2 separate regions of the Homo sapiens genome follow, and region 1 is linked to region 2. Evidence: read pairs that join two places in POLR2A ChIA-PET (ENCODE). Cell type or tissue: Panc1. All regions are shown on one strand. Each heading gives the region's core, and the rest is flanking DNA. Links, peaks and the distances in the headings are about the cores only. Region 1 overlaps ITPR1 (inositol 1,4,5-trisphosphate receptor type 1). Region 2 has its middle 85 kb from the start of BHLHE40.

Region 1 (4,398 bases), core at 232-4,231, 97 kb before region 2:
AGCAGCAGGAAGGCTAGGACTTGCATCTCAGTTGTGGTTCCTGGATGTATTGGTGCAGTACTGGGGATCCCAGTTATCCACATTCAGACAAGAGGAGATTGTAGCTGTTACCATAGATTTAGTTTTAAATCTAACTTAAAATAATTTAACTTTTTTATCCATTTTTTTTAACCAGGAAAGAAAGAGAAGCAGCTAGATACTATTAAACCTGTGAGAAAGTCTCTTAATCAGCCCCTTCTTTTATATATGAGGAAACTATGTCTCAGAGCAGTTAAGAAATCAGGCCAAAGTCACATAGCTAACTAATGGCAGAGCTAACCCTAAAACGTAGACGTCTTGATGCTCAGTCCAGTATATGTGTTTCCACACCGCACTTCTGGAATTGATTTCAGACTAAAGAATTTGTAAGAAATCTCTGGAATATTTTTTTTGCCAGGGGTCAGAGGGGAGGCAGGACTTGAATGACTGCAGACTGTACAATGTTTAGTCTATTAAGAGGTACCTGCCATTATTCACATAACAAAACATGATGATTATGGTCTTTCTGGGTTCCCCCCAGCCTACCTCCTTCCAGGCTACACATTTTGCTGAGAAAAGGCAGACAATTTGGAGGTGGGCATTTTGCTATTTGGGGCCCCTCGACAAGCATTCAAAGCTCCTCTTCTGTGATACATTCATGGCCCCTTTTCTGACATCCACAGCAGCCACCTGGGAGGTCCACCTCCCGGCTAAATTTTTCATCAGAGCTTTTTGGCAGATCACCTCACATACGCATAGAACAACCTGCCAGGAACCACCTTATGTGACAGAGAATGGGATAAAGAGCCCAAAAACCACACAGGAGTAAGTTTCAGGCTCCACTCTTTAGCTTAATCATGCAGACATCAACGGAAGCAGACATGTATGGGTAATGAGTCAGTTTAAGGACCAACTTGAAAGCGATGTTATGTAATGCTTATATGCCTAAGTTACCCTTTTGAGGAGTTAGCTTTTCTGTTTGACCTTAAGTTACGTGGAAGGCACCATCTGAATGCCCCCGCTCCGAAAAGTACAATCTAAACACAAGTCCAGGGGGGATTTTTTTTTTAATGTCATGTCAGGAAACATGAATGCCCGTGTCTATGTCTAAAAAGATTTGACTAGAACCCAGAGCTGCAAGGTTTTCTCTTTGGGGATGTCCACCTTAACCCTGCTGCCAGACAGCAGAGGAGTGCGTGGCAGAGGGCTAGTGAGGAGCTCAGCTGGCGGCGGCGGAGGAGGCCCAGGTCTCCTTTCGCCTCAGGGAAGTTGTCATGTTCCTCACGGCAGATTATTCAACCCTTACCTTGTCTGTGTTTTCATTTACTCTCCATTGCCTTAAAAATATTTCAAACAGATTTTATTATTCGCCACGTCTGTTTTCTTCACCGGTCATTTGTGGCAGCATTCAGGCCAGTTCTGGGGACAGGGAGTTAACAGCCCCCCACCCTTCATTGACAAGCCTCCTGCAGTGCCTTTCTTAGACTTAGGAAGTCCAGAGACTTAAGGTCTCTGCCTGGCTCCTGCCGCCCATTTGCCAAGCCACTCTGGGCAAGCCACTTCAGCAAGTCCTTGTCATCCTTTATGTGAAGAGATGTTTACATTAAGCCCATGGTTAGAAAACTTTGATATGGCTTCAGAAAATCCTGTAGAACCCGGGGAAGAACAGTTGGCAAACTAGTCAAGATCTCCAGAGCATGTGTTTCTTGCCCATCCAAGCTTGAGATCCCCTGGATGGTATGACTATCGAGGGTCCTTCCAACTCTAAAATGGTGCATTCTGAATGAGCCACCAACTCAGGCTGGTCTGCAGGAGGCAAGGATGCATGGTTTGGAATCATGGGCTTTAGAACTTCATGCTGAGGGACTAAACTGAGAGCATAATTCAGAGCTCCGAGGAGATTTGACCTGAGGCTGATATGACCCAAGGAAGCCTTTTCCATTATCTAGTAGCTGATACTGCCTTAAGTGCATCAGTTCACTCTCAGAGGGATTCTTTTTTCCTTTTGTAAGATGCATTGAGGGCATTTCCTATACTCACTGCTAACCATCCTCAGTAGAAGAGTTGTATTAACCCTGCCTAGAAACAAGATCTGGTTTGTTGACCTGAAAGTATTTCTTTGAGCTAATATGTGTTAGGATTTGTTGCATCCTAAAGGCAAGATTTCATAATGTCCCTCTTGAATGTGTATAATGGCCGTATTATGTGTGCTGATTTTGTGTGGTTCTGTGGCTTACAAGGTTTGCAACTGCCAAGAACCAGTGGCCTTAAAAGCTCCTTTTCAAAAGTATCACCGCCCCTCCACCTTTGTTTTAGAACTGACAAGTTACAGTCTTTCAAAAGCGTGCAACTCAGGCAGCTTCAGATTGCTTACTGAATTTGTGAGCATGCCGTGATGGCTAAAGCAAATGTAGTACTACTTTTTAAATGTTTTTATTATTGAAATTGTCAAATATACACACAAGTAGAAAGAACAGTATAATGAGCTACCATATATCTATCAGCCAGCTTTAACAATTTTGCCTATCTTGTTTCATCTATCCCCATACTATATTTTCTGAAACATTTTAAAGAAGTCTAGACATCTTGGATTTTTTGTCCATAAATATTTCAGTGTATAACTTATGAGGACATTTTAAAATATGTATAATCACCATGCCATTATCATATCTAACAAAACTAACAGCAAATCCTGTAATAGCCTGCCCAAATTCAGATTTCTCCAACTGTCTCAAAGATGTCTTTCTAGAGTTGATTTTTTGGAATCTAGCACTATGTTTTTTAACACTGCCGTTATAGTGAGGAGACAGCATTTTTACATTGGCCTCTTCAGGATTTGGGACATACATTGTACTGGTCACATTGATGATACTGAGATCATCTTAAGAGTCCATTTAAAATGGCATTAAGCATTTCAGAAAATGATAAGCCACAGACTGGGAGAAAATAGTTGCAAAATATATATCTGATAAAAAGCTTATGTCCAGAATATGTAAAGAACTCTTACAACTCAACAATAAAAAAACTATTCAATTAAAACAGTGGGCAAAGCATTTGATCAGACACTTCACAGAAGAAGATGTATGAATGGCCAGTAAGCACATGAAACGATGTTGAGCATCACTAGTTATCAGGGAAATGTAAATTAAAATCACCACACCATACCACTGCAAACCTACTAGAATGACTAAATGAAAAAGATGGGCACTGCCAAGTATTGGTGATGCTGTGGATCAGATGGAACTGTCATACACGGCTGGTGGGAAGGCAGTGTGATACATTCACCTTGGAAAACAGTTTGGTATTGTCTTTTAAAGTTAAACATATCTGTAGGATCCAACATTCTACTTCTCTATGTTTGTCCAAGTGAAATGAAAATATGTCCACTCCAAGAATTGAACATGAATGTTTCTAGTAGCATTATTTGTAATCACTCCAAACTGGAAACTCATTGATTGTTAACTGGACAAATAAATTGTAATATATCCATACTATAATATAGTCAGCAATAAAAAGTACAAAGTATCAATACATACATGGTAACCTGGATGCATCTTAAAAACTTGCTCAGTGAAAGAAGTCAAGCACAAAGGACTACCTGATAGGATTATTTTCCCATTTTTATGAAATTCTAGAAAGTGCAAAGCTATAGGGACTGACACTATTAGATCAGTGGTAGCTGGGGGTAGGGATGGGGCAAGGCATCACCTGCAAAGAGGCACAAGGAGACTTTTAGAGTGATAAAAATGTTCTGTATCTTGACTGTGGTGACAATTACATGCGGTGGTCACATGACTATATAAACTGCCAAGATTCACCAAATTTTACACTTAAAATGCATGGATTTTTTAAAATATTGATTAAGGACCATCGACTTCAGAGGCAAATGGTCTGCAGCCATTTGCTGCATCACTTTGGGCAAGAAATGTAACCTGAGACTCAGTTTCCTTTAGAGTAGACCGGGGACAGTAGGATGAATAAATGATCATCAACATCAAGGGCTTGACACGATGTCTAACAATTGTTAAATGCGTAGAAAGCGGCACATGTGCCTCAATGTGCACTTCTTGAATTTCTGAGAAACCTCTGCCTCTTTGTCCCCATTCCCAATCAGCTTTGCCTTTTGAAGGATTTCAAAAGGGAAGAGGTAAGTGGCTGGGCTGGGGGGAACAGTTGTTAAAGTGAGGCTGAATCTCCGCAGGCGTGGACTCAATGAACTAGGGCAGCCAGCAGCTGGTGGAAGAGCTGTGCCCTGCAAAGGTGTCTCCTCCCCAGTGGTGCCACAATCCAAGCATCTCTGAAGAAGTGAAGCTCCTTTATATAAGTGGCCTTAATCATGTAGTGCTGCTTGTTTACATCTGAAGGAGACTCAAAATGTGA
Region 2 (4,398 bases), core at 268-4,267:
GGCTTTTAAGAATCGTTGAAACAACATGGGGTTAAAAATAGAAGGGCCCTATTTATAGTAGAACAAAAAGACTAAATTCCTAAGCTTAAGAAGTGAACAAGAGCTATATGAAAAGACTTTAAAATGCCACTGAGGATCACAGAAGAAAACTTGAACTAATGGAAGGATGTATGTATTTTTAGATAAAAAGACTTAACTATGTAAAGATGTCAATTATTCCCAATCTATAATGCAAAAGCTCAATTTTAAAAAAGGACTTTTAAAAACTATACAAGCTCATTATAATATGGAAAAATAAAGAAGCAAGAATATTCAGAAATCCTGAAAATAAAAAAACAAGGGTTTTTTAGTTGTATCAGATATTAAAATATAGTATAAAGCTCTAAAAGTAAAAGGGTATGGTATATGAATAGACAAGGCAACTCGATGAATTATAAATGCAAAGTCCAGAAATTGACTCAAATACAAAAAGAAATTTAGTATATGATAAAATGCCACCACTTACCAATGGAAAAGGATAGTCTGTTCAATAAACAATGTCAGAGCAACTGAGTAGCCCTCTGGGGAAAAAAATGAGAAAGTTGTATCCAAGCCTTACATGTTTCACCATGATAAATTCCAGATGAATTAACATTTTTAGAAAGAGCAAAAGGGAAATAAAATCATGAGAGCACTAGAATAAGCCATTAGATAATCTTTAAATATAATCTTGGAGTATGCTTTGAAGCATAGAGTAAAAGCCAGAATCCAGGCTGGGCGCAATGGCTCATGCCTGTAATCCCAGCACTTTGGGAGACCGAGGAGGGTGTATCGCCTGAGGTCAGGGGTTCAAGACCAGCCTGACCAACATGGTGAAACCCCATCTCTACTAAAAATAAAAAATTAGCCAGGCATCGTGGTGCGTGCCTGTGATACCAGCCACTCAGGAGGCTGAGGCAGGAGAATCCTTTGAACCCAGGAGGCAGTGAGCCGAGGCTGCGCCATTGCACTCCAGCCTGGGCAACAAGAGCAAAACTAAAAAATTGATTCTTCAGGACTTTCAGGTTAACTTTGTGTTTATGAGCCCCATTAAAAAGTGGGCAAAGAACATTAACAGACACTTTTCAAAAGAAGACATCCATGTGGCCAAAAAGCACATGAAAAAAGCTCAATATCACTGATCATTAGAGAAATGCAAATCAAAACTACAATGAGATACCATCTCACACCCAGTCAGAATGGCAATTATTAAAAAGTAAAAAAACAACAGTCTGGTGAGGTTGCAGAGGAAAGGGAATGCTTATACACTGTTCATGGGAGTGTAAATTAGTTCAACCATTGTGGAAAGCAGGATGGCGATTCCTCAAAAAGCTAAAAGCAGAACTGCCATTCAACCCAGCAATCCCATTACTGGGTATATACTCAGGGGAATAGAAATCATTCTACCACAAAGACACATGCACATGAATGTTCATTGCAGCACTCTTCACACTAACAAAAACATTTTTACATTCACAATAGCAAAGTCAACTTAAATGCCCATCAGTGACAGATTGGATAAAGAAATGTGGTACATACACACTATAGAATACGGCACAGCCATAAAAAAGAACGAGACCATGTCTTTTGGGGGAACATGGATGGAGGTGGAGGCTATTATCCTCAGCAAACTAATGCAGAAACAAAAAACCAAATACCACATGTTCTCATTTATAAGTGAGAGCTAAATGATGAGAACCTATGAACACAAAGAAGGACTGGGGTCTTCAGAACACAACAGACTCCGGGGTCTACTCGATGGTGGAGGGTGGAAGGAGGGACAGGATTAGAAAAGATGGCTATTGGGTACTGGGCTTAATTCCTGGGTGATGAAATAATCTGTACAACAAACCCCAGTGATATGAGTTTACCTATGTAACAAACCATCACATGTACCCCTAAAATAAAAGTTAAAACAAAAAAAAACTTTGTGTTTTAAGGAGCTGTGTTTTAAATGTCTATCCTCCAAGCAAAGAATATGCCAAATACAGCATATTTCCTCTTCTAAGTGTGTAGTGTTCTACTGTTATATTATCTGATTTAATTTTTCAGGTGAGAGCTATCATTAGGCAGAATTCTGGGATGGCCTCCAAGTTCACTTGAGTTTTATTAGGACACGGCCATGTTGCTGTGCACAGTGGCTCACGCCTGTAATCCCAACACTTTGGGAGGCTGAGGTGGGCAGATTCCTTGAGGACAGTAGTTCAAGACCAACCTGGCCAACACGGCAAAACCCTGTCTCCAGTAAAAATACAAAAATTAGCCAGGTGTAGTTGCCCGCACCTGTAGTCCCAGCTACTCAGGAGGCTGAGGCAGGAGAATCGCTTGAACCCAGAAGACAGAGGTTGCAGTGAGCTGAGATTGTGCCATTGCATTCCAACCTGGGCAACAGAGCAAGACTCCGTCTCAAAAAATAAAAATAATTTTAAAAAAGAACACAGACATGTCCATTTGCTTTTATGTATTATCTATGGCTGCTTTTGTGCTACAACACAGAGTAGTTGAGAGGAGAAGCTGGATGACCTGAAAGACCTGCAATCTGTACTATCTGTCCCTTTGTAGGAAGTTTGCAGCCTCTGGCTTAAACCATTTTGAGTTGGGTCTCTTGGGGGTGCTCCTGTGTGCTGTTTAATCCCCCTCCCTCGACTGCAGTCAGGACCTGTGAATATAATCCATTTCACTCTTTTGATTAGATTACATTATATGAGACCCTCTTAGCAAATTGGATAGAGCCATTCTCCAGCTGAGCTTAAAGAAGTGAGGTGTCTCATGGCGAGGGGCATGTGGTGGGCACGGAACTGTGAGTGGCTTCTAGGAGCCAAGAGTGACCCCCAGCTGACAGCCAGCAGGAAAACAGGGACCTCCATCCCACAGCTGCAAGGAACTGGATTCTGCCAACAACTACATAGGCTTGAAAGAGGATTCCACGCCCCAGAAGAAAAGCCTCGTGACACCTTGATTGTGGCCTTGTGAGACCCTGCATGGAGGACCTCAAGCGTTGCTTGGATGAGCCACAGAAACTGGGAGGTAGTTTGTATGTTGTTTTAAGCTGCGAGCTATGTGGCAATTTGTTACATAGCAATAGGAAATGAATGCAGATCACGATGTGGGTTGCCTGCCTAAAAACAACCACTCACACACACACCTCACCTGCTTTCTCAGTCTTAGGAAGTGAATCAAATCTTTTAGGAGGCATCTAAAAAAGCTTTCCCTGCCAGACGCGGTGCCTCAGGCCTGTAACCCCAGCACTTTGGGAGGCTGCAGATGGGCCAATCACCTGAGGACAGGAGTTTGAGACCAGCCTGACCAACATGGTGAAACCCTGTCTCTACCAAAAATACAAAATTAACCGAGCATGGTGGCGGGTGCCTGTAATCCCAGCTACTTACTTGGAGGCTGAGGCAAGAGAATCGCTTGAACCCAGAAGGTGGAGGTTGTAGTGAGCCAAAATCACGCCACTGCACTCAAGCCTGGGTGACAGAACAAGACTGTCTCAAAAAAAAGAAAGAAAGAAAGAAAGAAAGAAAGAAAGAAAGAAAGAAAGAAAGAAAGAAAGAAAGAAAGAAAGAAAGAAAGCTTTCCATGCTCCTAGAAAGGGGACACAGGAAAGAGACATTTGTGGCCTTTAGACACTCTTATGTGAAGACATGATGTGTGGGGGGCTGTGGTCATCTCATGACCGGGAGAGACCAAGACTGGGAACACAGCCCGCACAAAGCTGAGCAAGCAGATGGAATGAATTGAGTTCCTGGATTGAGATGTGAAGCTGCTGAATCAACTAACCCTGAAGCTTACGTTGCCTGGAACTTCTTGTTACTAGTATGATGGTAAATTCAGTGATTGTTTAAACTAGAGGTCAGCAAACTACAAATCCTGCTCACCACTTGTTTTTGCAGGTAAAGTTTTATTGGAACCCTGGCATGTTCAGTTGTTTACCCATTGTTTATGGGTGTTTTCATGCAACAACACAGAGTAGTTAAGACAAGAGGCCACATGGCCTGCAGAAACTACAATCTTTACTATTTATTCCTTTAAAGGAAAAGTTTTCCAATCCCTTCGATCATTTTGAGTTGGGTCTCCTATCATTTGCACCTCAAAAGCATTCACACAATATTTGATCAGTTTCATTCTGATGAAAAGTGGTAACACTAAACTATACCTGATAATAATGACTCTCTTAGTCCATTTGGGCTGCTGTAGTAAAATACCATAAACTGTGTGGCTTATAAATAGAATTTAATTTTCTTACTCTGCTGGAGGCTGACCTGTCCAAGACCAAGGTGCTGGCAGATTCTGTCTCTGGTGAGAACCCATTTACTGGTTCATAGATGGCCATCTTTTCACTGTGTCCTCACGTGGCAGAAGGGGGTGAACCAGCTC

Evidence for each region. Peaks named below come from ENCODE experiments on the same cell type or tissue, not always from the same donor. Only the 100,000 strongest peaks of a DNase experiment are listed, where the experiment ranks them.
Region 1: POLR2A ChIA-PET joins it to region 2 with 9 read pairs; 2 of 35 experiments call an interaction of 5 or more read pairs at or near these places.

The regions. Positions count from the first base shown.
Region 1 is chr3:4,795,223-4,799,620 of GRCh38, forward strand. All of the region lies in intron 53 of ITPR1 (inositol 1,4,5-trisphosphate receptor type 1), which reads left to right. Among named protein-coding and RNA genes, the nearest start is that of EGOT, 46 kb to the left of the region's middle. In Panc1, for the core only: no CTCF peak of the experiment used is centred there; no DNase peak of the experiment used is centred there.
Region 2 is chr3:4,892,236-4,896,633 of GRCh38, forward strand. No RefSeq gene overlaps it. Among named protein-coding and RNA genes, the nearest start is that of BHLHE40, 85 kb to the right of the region's middle. In Panc1, for the core only: no CTCF peak of the experiment used is centred there; no DNase peak of the experiment used is centred there; H3K27ac peaks cover 315 bases.